Regions from separate parts of the Homo sapiens genome. Here all the other regions are linked to region 1. A link is a contact called in ENCODE Hi-C or POLR2A ChIA-PET data. All regions are on one chromosome and are shown on one strand. The core of a region is the stretch at or near the end of the contact, and the rest is flanking DNA. Distances in the headings are between cores, read along the strand shown. Region 1 holds the start of PATZ1 (POZ/BTB and AT hook containing zinc finger 1). Region 2 holds the start of NF2 (NF2, moesin-ezrin-radixin like (MERLIN) tumor suppressor). Region 3 holds the start of MTMR3 (myotubularin related protein 3).

The links. A loop is a pair of places that touch in the nucleus more often than their neighbours do. ChIA-PET counts read pairs that join two places held with the same protein, here RNA polymerase II (POLR2A). Pooled maps may share reads with other maps.
Region 2: a loop to region 1 is called in a map of CD8-positive, alpha-beta T cell, with 9 times the contacts of the local background. The contact joins the promoter of NF2 here to the promoter of PATZ1 in region 1. A Hi-C loop is called at or near these places in 2 of 168 maps with a recorded cell type or tissue (CD8-positive, alpha-beta T cell and naive thymus-derived CD4-positive, alpha-beta T cell), 1 of 37 single-sample maps with no recorded cell type and 10 of 50 pooled maps.
Region 3: a map of CD4-positive, alpha-beta T cell shows a loop between it and region 1 (7-fold over the local background). The contact joins the promoter of MTMR3 here to the promoter of PATZ1 in region 1. A Hi-C loop is called at or near these places in 1 of 168 maps with a recorded cell type or tissue (CD4-positive, alpha-beta T cell), 1 of 37 single-sample maps with no recorded cell type and 5 of 50 pooled maps. POLR2A ChIA-PET finds 5 or more read pairs at or near these places in 1 of 52 experiments (HEK293T).

What each region holds. Positions count from the first base shown.
Region 1 is chr22:31,344,548-31,349,157 of GRCh38, reverse strand. PATZ1 (POZ/BTB and AT hook containing zinc finger 1) reads left to right here and starts at 2,812. Exons shown (of 5, transcript NM_014323.3): 1 at 2,812-4,610. The coding sequence starts at 3,556. LINC01521 (long intergenic non-protein coding RNA 1521) reads right to left here and starts at 2,399. Exons shown (of 1, transcript NR_120386.1): 1 at 1-2,399. RefSeq lists silencers at 2,307-2,526, 2,577-2,646, 3,017-3,436, 3,987-4,056.
Region 2 is chr22:29,601,485-29,606,094 of GRCh38, reverse strand. It overlaps NF2 (NF2, moesin-ezrin-radixin like (MERLIN) tumor suppressor), which reads right to left and starts at 2,462. Exons shown (of 16, transcript NM_000268.4): 1 at 1,983-2,462. The coding sequence starts at 2,096. RefSeq lists a silencer at 2,117-2,696 and an enhancer at 2,947-3,076.
Region 3 is chr22:29,880,414-29,885,023 of GRCh38, reverse strand. It overlaps MTMR3 (myotubularin related protein 3), which reads right to left and starts at 1,850. Exons shown (of 20, transcript NM_021090.4): 1 at 1,665-1,850. RefSeq lists silencers at 1,308-1,807, 1,868-2,037 and an enhancer at 1,750-2,044.

The DNA of each region.
Region 1 (4,610 bases), core at 1,563-4,062:
GATCAGAACGGCGTCTGGACTGTCTCTGGCCACTTCCCCAAGGTGGGATCCTGGACCACTCTGGCTCCTTGAACCTCAGGCTTCCTATCTGCAAAACAGGGCTGATGCACGTTCCCTGTTTTCCTCAGAGCACCACCTTCTGAACCCACCTTCACCGGGTGAATCCGCTGGAATGGGGCCAGTCATGGCACCTTGTTTTCTAAGCATAGCAGACAGAGAGTCAGTTCCTGGTTCAAGTGGAGCCATGGACGGGTGACAGGTTTCAGAAGCCACTGGTGAGAAAGGGGCAGTTAACCAGTTTGAATCCTGGCTCCATCACTATCTGTGTGGCCTTGGGCAGGTCACTCACCTTCCCCAGTTCCAATGGTTGAATAGGAATATCTGTACCTACTATGGAGAAACGATGTGTGTATACACTGGACACTCAGAGCAAACCTCTTTTTCTTTTCTTTCTTCTTCTTTTTTTTTTTTTTGAAACAGTTTTGCTCTTGTTGCCCAGGCTAGAGTGCAATGGCGCGATCTCGGCTCACCGCAACTCCGCCTCCCGGGTTCAAGTGATTCTCCTGCCTCAGCCTCCCCAGTAGCTCGGATTATAGGCATGTGCCACCACGCCCGGCTAATTTTGTATTTTTTTTTTTTTTGAGACGGAGTTTCGCTCTTGTTGCCCAGGCTGTAGTGCAATGGCACGATCTCGGCTCACGGCAACCTCCGCCTCCCAGGTTCAAGCGATTCTCCTGCCTCAGCCTCTCTAGTAGCTGAGATTACAGGCATGTGCCACCACGCCCGGCTAATTTTGTATTTTTAGTAGAGACGGGGTTTCTCCATGTTGGTCAGGCTGGTCTAGAACTCCCGACCTCAGGTGATCCGCCTGCCTCGACCTCCCAAAGTGCTGGGATTACAGGCATGAGCCACTGCGCCCGGCCTAGTTTTGTATTTTTAGTAGAGATGGGGTTTCTCCGTGTTGGTCAGACTGGTCTCGAACTCCCGACCTCAGGTGATCCGCCCGCCTCAGCCTCCCAAAGTGCTGGGATAACAGGCGTGAGCCACCGCGCCCGGCCCCTTTCTCTTTCTCTGTGGATGTTCCCAGCAGCTCTCTCAAAAATAAAACGTGCCAGTTCCCAAAATCCGCCCAAGAAAGCTGTGGCTCAGAGAGGGAGGCACTAGCCTAAGGTGACAGTGAGTCTGGGCTTAGAACACAGATCTCCTGGCTTCGTGTCCAGGGAACTTTCTTCATGCCTCTAATTCATTCTCTCCAACAGGAGTTTGGCATGTACTATGCCCTAGAGCGGAGGTGTGCAGGACAGGTGCTGCTGTCCCTGTGCACAGGTTAAGAAACAGTTTAACTGAATCTCAGGGAGGCCAAGTGACTAAGCACCAGGACACGAAACCAGAAGGCAGAGGTCTCGATTTTGAACTCGGATCATCCGCCAGGGCAACGCCCGGAAGCCTCAGGGCGCGCGTGGCTGGGCGCGAGCTCGGCGCGCAGCGGTGGGAATCCCGAGCGGAGTTGGAAGCCGGGCCCGTTCATTTGCATGCTAATACCCAGAATGCTTTTCCCCCGCACACCGCTTCTCTTAATGGAAGCGCTCAGTTTGGAACCGTGGAAAGTTTGGAACACATACTTCGCTGCCTCTTTGCAACTGTGGGAACTTCCCGCCCGCACACGCGGCGCCTGCAGCCTGGGGCTCCGCGCCAGGCGGCCCAAAGGCAGCCGCCAGCGCTTCCTGGGAAGACAAACCTTGGTGTACAACTCTAGCGTGGTAGCATCCCCGGGCGGGCCGGGGACAAAGCGCCGAGGCCTGGCGGCAGGGCCCATTACCAGAGCACCCGGCGTCTCACAGGGCTGCGGGCGCTGGGGATGCTCCGGGCTTGGAGAGGCCTGAGGGTGTCCCCGACTCCTCCGGCACCCCCACTTCCCTGAGGATTGCTGGGGCTTCCGGGGGTCCCTGCCCCGTCCATCGCCCTCATATTGTCGCCTCCCGGAGCTGGTGACTTCACGCTCCCCGGGGACAAAGCTCGGCGTGCTGTGGTTTGGGGGAGAAGCTGGACGCTGGCTTCATCTCTCCAGCTCTTCCGGGCGCGCAGCCCATCAGATCGATCAATGTACCGGGTGCAGAAGCAGCTCCGGAGGTTCGGCCTGTCTCCGGCCAGGACCCCGGGCCCTCTCTGGTGTTTGAAGCAGGGAGGCGGTCGCAGGCGACTTCTGGGAATTTCACGCATGAAAGCGGGGCTCCGAAGGGTGGACGACGCCCGCTCGACCTGCGAGTGCGCTTCGCAGGCTGGGGGGCCCGGATCCGCACCCCTCAGTTCCTGCCCCCCCACCCTGCTAGCCGCCACTCTCAGCGGGCAGGGGAGGGGCAGTGGGAGCTGGTTTGCTGGCTCGGCGCTTCGTTTGCATTGGTCCGGGGGGGCTGAGACTGCAGCCCCCGGCCCCGCGGGCGGGGTGGGGAGGCGGGGGCCGGACGGGGGCTCAGGCTGCTCTAGCATTGGCGGATCTGGGGAATGGGGAGGGGGGGCAGGAAGCGGGGGGAGCGGACTGCGGGGGGGGGGTGTATAAATAGGGAAGGGGGGACGTGCATCCTCGTCTTGGTGAGGGGGGGGCGCTCGGCACAAAGAAAGTGTAAAGTTTGCAGCGCCAGGCGGCCCGGGCTAGGCATCCGGGCGCGCACGTGCAAGGCCGGGGACGCCGGGGCCCCCACTCTGAGCTCGCCGTTTCTTTTTTTTCTGCAAGCGAGAGGGGGGGTGTTGTTGGTATCGCCCCCTCCTTCTCCTCCCCCCAGGGGTGAAAGTGCAAGAGGAAGTGCAGCCGCTGCCATCTTTCCTCCGCTCCGAACACACGGAGCCCGGGGCCGCACAGCCGCCGCTCCGCCGCCGCCTTCTCCCGGCCTGAGGAAGGGCCTACTCTGCCGCCGCCGCCGCCCGCCCGCTCCAGCCGCCGCCGCCGCCGCCACCGCCCTCCAGGCTCCGGGACCCGGCCCGCGCCACCGCCCCCGTGCGCGCCCCGCCGCCGCCGCCTTCGCCTTCGCCTTTTGTTTCCTCCGCTCCGGCGCCCCCGCCCCGGCTCGCGCTTTGCAGGGGACGCAGCGCGCGCCCCCAGCGGGCCCGGGAAAAGCCGCGGCGCGCGCGCGCGCCTGCGCGGCGGACCCCTCCTTCTCCTCCCCGCGTGCGCGTGCCCTTCTTGGCTGCGCGCCGGCGCCGCCTGGCGGGCGGGAGGGGAGGTGGCAGGCGCGTTTGCAGGAGGGGCGCACCTCTTCGCTCGCGCACCCCCCCGGAAGGTAGACCGGGAAGGGGAGGCGGGCGGGCGGAGAGGAGAGAGTGGCGCGCAGTCCAGCGAGGGCGGGGGTTGGCTATGTGGGGGGTGGTGCACCCCGCAGTCTAGACAGTCTGATCCGGGCTGGGGGCGTGTACACTCGGCGCACCTGCGAGACTACAGAGCCTCGGGCCGGCACGTGTGGGGAGTGTGGACACGTCTGCTGCGCCCCGCTTCTCGCTGCTGAGGGGAAGGGAGGGGGCGGGCAGGTGCAGCGGCCGGGCTAGTGGGAGGGGGCGGCGGCCATGGAGCGGGTGAACGACGCTTCGTGCGGCCCGTCTGGCTGCTACACATACCAGGTGAGCAGACACAGCACGGAGATGCTGCACAACCTGAACCAGCAGCGCAAAAACGGCGGGCGCTTCTGCGACGTGCTCTTGCGGGTAGGCGACGAGAGCTTCCCAGCGCACCGCGCCGTGCTGGCCGCCTGCAGCGAGTACTTTGAGTCGGTGTTCAGCGCCCAGTTGGGCGACGGCGGAGCTGCGGACGGGGGTCCGGCTGATGTAGGGGGCGCGACGGCAGCACCAGGCGGCGGGGCCGGGGGCAGCCGGGAGCTGGAGATGCACACTATCAGCTCCAAGGTATTTGGGGACATTCTGGACTTCGCCTACACTTCCCGCATCGTGGTGCGCTTGGAGAGCTTTCCCGAACTCATGACGGCCGCCAAGTTCCTGCTGATGAGGTCGGTTATCGAGATCTGCCAGGAAGTCATCAAACAGTCCAACGTACAGATCCTGGTACCCCCTGCCCGCGCCGATATAATGCTCTTTCGCCCCCCTGGGACCTCGGACTTGGGCTTCCCTTTGGACATGACCAACGGGGCAGCCTTGGCAGCCAACAGCAATGGCATCGCCGGCAGCATGCAGCCAGAGGAGGAGGCAGCTCGGGCGGCTGGTGCAGCCATTGCAGGCCAAGCCTCTTTGCCTGTGTTACCTGGGGTGGACCGCTTGCCCATGGTGGCTGGACCCCTATCCCCCCAACTGCTGACTTCCCCATTCCCCAGTGTGGCATCCAGTGCCCCTCCCCTGACTGGCAAGCGAGGCCGGGGCCGCCCAAGGAAGGCCAACCTGCTGGACTCAATGTTTGGGTCCCCAGGGGGCCTGAGGGAGGCAGGCATCCTTCCATGCGGTCTATGTGGTAAGGTGTTCACTGATGCCAACCGGCTCCGGCAGCACGAGGCCCAGCACGGTGTCACCAGCCTCCAGCTGGGCTACATCGACCTTCCTCCTCCGAGGCTGGGTGAGAATGGGCTACCCATCTCTGAAGACCCCGACGGCCCCCGAAAGAGGAGCCGGACCAG
Region 2 (4,610 bases), core at 1,213-3,712, 1.7 Mb after region 1:
CAATCCCAGCTACTTGGGAGGCTGATGTGGGAGAATCGCTTGAACCCGGGAAGCAGAGGCTGCGGTGAGGCGAGATCACACCATTGCACTCCAGTTTGAGCAACAAGAGCAAAACTCCGTCTCAAAAGAAAAAAAAAGAGAGCTCCAACTTTCAATTGCACTCACACAGGTTTTAACCTCAGCAACAAGTAGCTCTAGGTAGGATGAGAAATGCTGATGTCCTGCTTTTCCTGGGAAGAAAGCATTTGATTGGGAGCTGGGGGAGCAGTGCCCGGTATTACAGTTTGCAATAGTCTGGAGTAGAAGCTCCACCTCACTAAGCTAGGAGTGAGTAAGGAGGGAATGATCTTGGTTCAAATACCATACCCTCTCATCTTTCTTACCGAATTTGTAGATTTTCTTGAATAGGTGTTTTTTCATTTGTTGTTTGCCCTCAGGACCATTGCCGGAGGGTTTAAATAGTTGATTTTAAAAAAAGAATTTTTGGGCCAGGCGTGGTGGCTGCATCTGTAATCCCATCACTTTGGGAGGCCAAGGCGAGTGGATTGCTTGAGCTCAGGAGTTCAAGATCAGCCTGGGCAACATGGCAAAACCCTGTCTTTACAAAAATTAGCTAGGTGAGGCTGGGCGGGGTGGCTCACATCTGTAATCGCACCACTTTCCCACCACTTTGGGAGGCCCAGGTCGGCTGGTCACGAGGTCAGGAGTTCGAGATCAGCCTGCCCAATATGGTGAAACCCTGTCTCTACTAAAAATAGAAAAATTAGCCAGACGAGGTGGCGCACGCCTGTAATCCCAGCTACCTGGAAGGCTGAAGCAGGAGAATCACTTGAACCTGGAAGTGGAGGTGGCAGTGAGACAAGATCGCGCCATTGCACTCTAGCCCGGTGCACTCTGGGTGACAGAGCGAGACTCCGTCTCAAAAAAAAAAAAAAAAAAAAAATTAGCCAGGTGTGGTGGCACACGCCTGTGGTCCCAGCTACTCGAGAGGCTGAGGCAGGAGGACTGATTGAGCCAGGGAGGTTGGTCAGGGTTGCAGTAAGCCATGATCACACTACTGCATGCCAGCCTCGGTGACAGAGTGAGATTCTGTCTCAAAACGAAACAAAACAAAAAAGAATTTTCACCAGTTTTACAGAGGAATGGGTTCCTTAAGCTGTCATGCTGGAAGCTGATCTTATCTAAGGCTGCTTTTGTGTTACAATGGTAGAGTTGAAGAGTTGAATAACTCCAACAGAGATTCTCTAGTCTACAAAGTTGAAAATATTTACTATGTGGTCCTGTACAGAAAAAGCATGCCAACCCTTGCTTACTGCTGCCAATGCTGCTGGTCCACAAACCACACTTTTAGCAGCAAGAACTTAAATTACTTGAGAAGCAGTACTGTACGGGCTGTGAGCTTGGTTCAAAACCCCACCTTGCCATTTACTAGATAAATGGGTTTGTTCTGAGGATTAAATGTGCAAATGTCTAGCACTTTGAAAATACTGAACAATTGATAGCTGTTATCATCATGTTGGAAACTATGTGGAAAGTAAGTATGAGATGTTATATCGTTCTTCAAAGGGTTTTTTTTCCCAGAATATGCAAGCTTTAGAAAAGGGAAACAAGTATTGGCTTTCCAATAAACAAGACGCAACTTCTAATACCTGGGTACATAACAATATTACCTAATGAAAGAATAAACTTTCAAGCTTTTAAGCGTAAGCCTAACTTAAGCCTGACACTGAAATCCTGAATTTTCTATCACAGGAGCATCCAGCTTCTTCCAATAACAATGAATGAAAATAACCTTCAGGAAATGCCAAAACCCAAAAGTCCTATGAAAAAAAGCAGCAATCATCTTTAACATGAGGTTTTGGGCCTAGTTGGCCCTTCCGGTTCTGCCCGTCTCTAGCTACACCCATAAGATGATATAAAGAGAACCTCTCGAGCTTCCACCTCGACTGTCACCGCAGCAGTCGGGGCTGCCGGCCGGTTACCTCGCAATTGAACTCCATCTCGGCGTCCATGGTGACGATCCTCACGGTGAACGTCTTGGGTTGCTTCCTCTTGAGAGAGCTGAAGCTCATGCGGGAAGCGATGGCCCCGGCCATGGCGCGGGGCTCAGGCCCGGGACCCTCGCGCCCCACGGCCTGCACTCTGAGCCCTTTAGCCCCCCTGGAGTTGCTGCACAGGCCTCAGGGCCACCATGGTGGCCGGCTGCCCGGCCCGGGAACGGTCTGGGCTGCGCGGGTCCCCAGCGGCCAGCATGGGCCGCGAGGACCCTGCCTGAGCGGAAAGGGGAGTTGGGGGACGGGCCCTGACGGCTGCAGGGAGGGCACAGGAGCCGGGACCTTCGGTGCAGGCGCGACCCGGCACTCCGGGATTCGGGCCGGAGATGCCGGGGACGCCTCGGGACGGGACCCCTAGACGGCAGCGGCCCAGACTCCGCGCGCCTCTCAGCGGCCGACTAGGGTCACGGGGCCGCGCTGCATCGGGCGCGTACGCGCGCGCGTGGCTGTCACCGTCCTCACTCCGCGCGCCCGCGGGAAGCGCACCCTCCCCACAGCCCGGGGCCTGCTCCCGGCCCCGCCCTCAGGTCGCCCAGACCACTACGCGCAGCGCAACCGAACCGGAGGCTGACGCATAGATGCTGCGATTGGCTGGGAAGGCCAAGGTAGGCAGGACTTTCCCGCTCCGTCCCGCCTCCTTTGGGGTGACTCCACCAATGGAAAGTTTCACTCTAACTGCAAAAAAAGCAGGCCTAGGCTCGGCGTTGAGTGGCTACAGTGGCAGTCACTCTGAATGCTTTTGTGCCTACTCTAACAAGACTGGTTGAGGCGGCGGACCTCTGCTGACCTTACCCGGGAAACCACTTAGAGGCTGGATCCGGGGCGAGGGGAATTGGGTCCTTCGTTGGCCCAGGGAGGGACTCTTCGGTTCAAGTAGGCTCCGAGTGTGGCGCCCCAGGGGACTGCGTTTCGGACACACGGCGAATATTCTTCTTTGGCAGTTAATCACATATACCGACCCCTATGAAACTTTAAAGACACTTGTGGAGGCCTGTTAGGTTTGCTGGCACTTTCCCGCCAGATCCCTCTGCTTCCCTTTAGAATTATTATTATTATTGTTATTATTATTATTATTAATTATTATTATTATTGGGACGGAGTTTCGCTCTTGTTGCCCAGGCTGGAGTGCAGTGGCGCGATCTCGGCTCACTGCAACCTCCGCCTCCCGGGTTCAAGCGATTTTCCGGCGTCAGCCTCCCGAGTAGCTGGGATTACAGGTATGCGTCACCACGCCCGGCTAATTTTGTATTTTTATTAGAGACGGGGTTTCTCCATGTTCGTCAGGCTGGTCTCGAACCTCAGGTGATCCGCCCGCCTCGGCCTCCCGAAGTGCTAGGATTACAGGCGTGAGCCACCACGCCCCGCCTAGAATTATTATTGGTTATACCTACCTCGTGAGGTTGTTGAATTTCAGCGCACTGAATACATATAAGGCTTTAGAGCTGAGCCTGGCATCCTATGAAATTGCTGAATTTGGGTTGAAAATGAAAGCATTCTTTATTTTATACTCTATGATGCCCATTTTTGAACCGTATTCATGTATTATTTATTTAGTGTCATCAAGGGTTCTAACGGGTGTAGGGGGGATAATTACACCTTTCTGTACTTAGATAATAAATTCTATTTTAAAATAGCTCTTAGTAGTCAAATAGGGACAATTTACTGTGTTTTTTCGTTTGTTTTTTGTTTTGAGACAGAGTTTCGCTCTTGTTGCCCAGGCTGGAGTACAATGGGGCGGTCTCGGCTCTCTGCAACCTCCGCCTCCCGGGTTCAAGCAATTCTCCTGCCTCAGCCTCCCCAGTAGTTGGGATTACAGGCACCCGCCACCACGCCCGGCTAATTTTTGTATTTTTAGTAGGGACGGGGTTTCACCATGTTAGCCAGGCTGGTCTCAAACTTCTGACCTCAGGTGATCTGCCCACCTTGGCCTCCCAAAGTGCTGGGATTACAGGCGTGAGCCACCGCGCCCGGTGTACTGAGTTTTAACAACAATAATCACCCCATAAATGTTAGCTAACATTAGCATCACCCCCCCAACTCCACAGGTGAAGATACTGAGAGATATGATAGAGCCACTCGCTGACTATAATGCAGATAGTGAAAGGCAAAGCTAGGACTCAAACCCAGGTCTGTCCCACCCAGAGCCTGCTGGTTAGCACTGTGCTGCCCTGCTTCCAAATTCTCCCTACTACAGCCTCAGGAAATGTGAATTACAGTTCCGGAGTACTCAGCAGACATTGTTGCTGTAACGGTATATTAATGGAATAAATCTAGTTCTTCTGCACGGACCCCTGCTGTGCCTGGTAGCACCGGCCAGGCCTCAGGAATGATTTGCTGCCACACCCAGTGAGGCTGCTGTGGGGACTTTATGTCCTGCCTTCTGCTAGCAAATTCTCCCCACCAAAACTGATTGCTCAGGGCAGTATGGGCTTGGCATGGGAGTGTCTTCATTATCATTGCTTCATTTCTTCCCCGCAGGTGGGAGAACCGGGCTGGGTTTTCTGGGCTCCCCACAGGGACAACAAATGGCTGCTGATAAAAATACGTGACACCGGG
Region 3 (4,610 bases), core at 601-3,100, 1.5 Mb after region 1:
ACTGTGCTGGTCACTTGAAGTTCTCTGAGTCACCTGAAAATGAGGGAGTAATTGGAGCCAAAAGAGGTATTCATAGGCAGCCAATCTAAAATTCTAGAATCCTCCAAATTTAATTTAATATCACATACTATACTGGGTTTACTCAAAACAGTGTCATTCTGGCTGGCGGCAGTGGCTCACGCCTATAATCCCAACACTTTCGAAGGCCAACGCAAGCGGATCACTTGAGGTCAAGAGTTCCAGGCCAGCCTGGCCAACATGGTGAAATCCCCGTCTCTACTAAAAATACAAAAATTAGCCAGCCGTGGTGGCGCACACTTGTAATCCCAGCTACTTGGGAGGCTGAGGTGGGAGGATTGCTAGAACCTGGCAGGCGGAGGTTGCAGTGAGCAGAGATCGCACTACTGCACTCCGGCCTGGGCGGGAGAGAGAGATTCTGTCTTAAAAAAAAAAAAAAAAAAAAAAAAAAAAAGTGTCATTCTGTAAGCTCTTCTAGCCTACCCAAGTCATAGGCCCTATAAAGGGAAGACTTTCTGCATGCCATCAATGTCTCCTGTCCTACTGAACAGCCCTGAATCTGAAAGGGGAAGGTCCCCACCACCTCTCCATGGACAAATCACAAACATTTCACATTGAAAAAAATAATAATAATCTCCTGTAATTCAACCCAGGCCTCTTATGGCATTACCATTCACATATGAGAAAGTTGAACCTTAACTAGAAAAGTATATGGTTTTGGGGTTTTGTTTTGTTTTGTTTTGTTTGTTTGGGTTGTGGAAAAATAGATGTCAGAATCAAGATACTACAACAGTAAGAATTTAGGCCTGGGTCTGGAAAGGACATTTGAACATCAATATGTAATAGCAGTCCATGTCCAAAACTCACAAGTGAGATTATCAAATTCCAGGGGAGTCTATTAATGTGGCCAAAAAATCTACCCCATAATTTTGACATAAGTTTTCCAGTCCAAAATACAACCTACAGTATCATCTTATGGGTCCGGAAATGCCATACATCAAGCAAAATTACTACCGGAGAAATAACACTGTAATCATTTGCGGAGCAGTCTGACCAGGGTTCCCTCAGTTACGCCAACCGCCCCCAATCATCCTACCCACCTAAGTACTACCAGGTCAGGGGGATGCCCTGCTGCACGATCGGGCGGTCACTCCTCCTTTCCACAAGGCCCAGGCCCGCACCGTTCGCCCCGGGGCTCCCATGGCCCCTGACCTCCAGTATCCGGCAACGATGGACCGCCACAGACCCGGCAGGGGGCGAAGGGCGCACACCCACCTCCCGGGAGTTCGTGGGAATAACTCCGGGCGCTCCGAGGGTACGTCCCACACCCAGAGCCGCACGGGCCCATCCCCGCCAGGTCTGGGAAGGCAGCCCGAGCCCGGGACCCCGCCTCCCCCGCATCTAGGGTCCGGGCCGAGCTCGGCCGCCGAGCTCCCATTCCCACTCCCACACCCAGCGCCTCCCCCTGGCGGCGACAGCCGCCGGGGACGCCCCTCCCCGGGCCCCGCACGCAGTCCCCAGCCCTCCCAGGGCGCTGCCTCCTCAGAGGGTGACAGCCGCCTGGCCAGGGCCGGGGCCGAGGCCGGCCCCTCCTCCAGCTCTTCCTCACCCGCCGAGGAGACGGAGGACGGGGATGGGGTTCTTACCGGGCAGCAGGACATGGCGAGGCCCTCCACGGCACAGTCTCCCCCTCCGCCACCCCACCAGGCTCCCTGCCAGGGCCGGCGCTGGGCAGCGCCTGAGCCGCTGGGACGTCTCGTCCGGCTGCTACTCCGCCGCCGCCGCCGCCTTCTCACAACCACAACAACATGGCGGCAGCGGCCACACAGAGCGCGCTCCCGACGCCGAGCCGGGCGACGAGCGAGGACGCGCGCGCACGCTCGGGCGCTGAGCCCGGTGTCCGGGAAAGGGGGCGGGTCTCCGCCGGTTGGACGGGGGCGGGGCCTGGACAGGTGGTCACGCCCCAGGAGATGGGCGGGGCTGCAGCTGGGGAGAGGCTCGCGAAAAAGCCCAGCGGAGCAAGAATGGCTAGACAGATGGGAAATGGGTGGAGGAAAAGAGATGACAAAAAAAAATCTGGAAGAAAACCAAAGGTGGTCCTACAGATTTTTAGGAGGCGTCTTTTCCAAGCTCTGTAACCCTGGGCAAGACATGGCTCACTCTACTTACCAGAAAAATAGAACAATAGTGGTATCTTCCACCTGCAATTGTGGTCAGGATAAAACCAGTTTAATATAATGCAAGTAAATATAGTGTTTTAGAAGTTGTATTCAGAATACAATTTCTTTTCTTTTCTTTTCTTTTTTTTTTTTTTTTTTTTTTTTTTGAGACAGAGTCTGGCTCTGTCGCCCAGGCTGGAGTGCAGTGGCATCTCGGCTCACTGCAACCTCTGCCTCCCGGGCTCAAGCGATCCTCACACCTCAGCCTCCTGAGTAGCTGAGACTACAGACTCACAACATCATGCCCGGCTAAATTTTGTATTTTTTGTAGAGATGAGGTTTCTGCCATTTTGTCCAGGCTGATCTCAAACTCCTGGGCTGAAGCAATCCACCCACCTCGGCCTCCCAAAGCGCTGGGATTACAGGCATGAACCACCGCATCCGGTCCAGAATACAATTTCAAACTGATTCAACTTCAGCTCCTAATCAAAAGCTCAGCGGGAAGAAGTGAGTTTTCAAACAAAGTAAAAAACAACTCCCCCAAAAAATTGTAACCTACCCACACTAGCCTGCAGAATTCCACAAACCAGGATTGCATTACCGTAGGCCCTAACAGATTCACCTCCTCTGAGTTGCCTTTTAACATTCTACCCTTGACTTTTCTGGAAACTGGGAGAACTAGTCAAATGAAATCTATTCCTGCGTCTGTTGTAAAGTTTTTCCACAGCACTTTCTGAAATTTATTTTCAATGTTTACTGTCATTTTACTCCACTAAAATGTAAAAGCTACTTGAAGATAAGGATCTTGTCTTGTTCGTCACTGTTTCCCCAGCACCTAGAACTGTGCAGGTTAAGTAGTAGGCAGTCGAATTTCTTGATTAACTAACAGCTGGCTGGGCGCGGGGGCTCACGCCTGTAATCCCAGCACTTTGGGAGGCCAAGGTGAGTGGATCACCTGAACTCAGGTGTTCGATACCAGCCTGGCCAACTTGGTGAAACCCCGGATCTACTAAAAATACAAAAGTTAGCTGGGCATGGTGGCGGGCGCCTGTAATCCCAGCTACTTGGGAGGCTGAGGCAGGAGAATAACTTGAACCCGGGAGGCGGAGGTTGCAGTGAGCTGAGACTGCGCCACCGCACTCCAGCCTGGGCGACAGAGCAAGACTCCGTCTCAAAAAAACGAAACTAAACTAACAGCTAACATTTATTCATACAACTCATCTAATTGAATCTTCACAACTTTAATAGGTAGATGCCATTATCTCCATATTACAGATGAAGAAAGTGAAGCACAGAATAAATTGCGTGTATTAAAACAAAATTCAAACCCAGCAGACAAAAAAAAAAAAAAAATACTGTGCTGTCTTACCCACCAGGCTGTACTGCCCAGTGCATGGACACAGTAGCCTGAAATAAAATCTCAAGTAAGAAATTACTTTAGGCCGGGCGCAGTGGCTCATGCCTGAAATCCCAGCACTTTAGGAGGCCGAGGCAGGTGGATTGCTTGAGCTCAGGAGTTCGAGACCAGCCTAGGCAACATGGCGAAATCCCATCTCTACAAAAAATACCAAAAAACTGGCCAGGCGTGGTGGTGCACGCCTGTAGTCCCAGCTATTTGAGAGGCTGAGGTGGGAGAATGGCTTGAGCCTGGGAGGCAGAGGTTGCAGTGAGCCCTGATTGTGCCACTGCACTCCAATCTGGGTGTCAGAGAGAGAAAAAAGAAAGAACGAAATAAATTACTTTAGAGTTAAAAGCTTGGAAAGCCCTTGCTTTACTACCAGAAAAACCGGTGTGCTTCCTGCTTTTTGATAACTGTTACGCATCTGATTGTGTCTCTCTTTTCACTCTGGCTTCCAGAAAGCCCAGGGCTAAATGTGAAGCTCAGCAATGACCTCTTCTTGGCCCTTGAGGGTCCACTCCTGCCTCAACTTTGCACCTGTATTTATATGTGGCTGCCCTGATTTTCCCTTTCTGTTCTATGACTGACTATAGGCTTAATGGAATGGGAGAAGAAACAGTAAATACTAAAATTGATGAATGATTTAAAGTTTTTTTATTTTATTTTATTTTATTTTATTTTTGAGACAGAGTTTCACTCTTGTTGCCCAGGCTGGAGGGTAATGGCGGGAACTTGGCTCACTGCAACCTCTGCCTCCCGGGTTCAACCGACTCTCCTGCCTCAGCCTCCCGAGTAGCTGGGATTACAGGCATACGCCACCACACCCGGCTAATTTTTTGTATTTTTAGTAGGGACGGGGTTTCTCCATGTTGGTCAGGCTGGTCTCGAACTCCCGACCTCAGGTGATCCACCAGTCTCGGCCTCCCAAAGTGCTGGGATTACAGGCATGAGCCACCGTGCCCGGCCTCTTTTTATTTTTATATTTTATTTTATTTTCAGACAAGGTCTCACTCTGTTGTCCAGGCTGGAGTGCA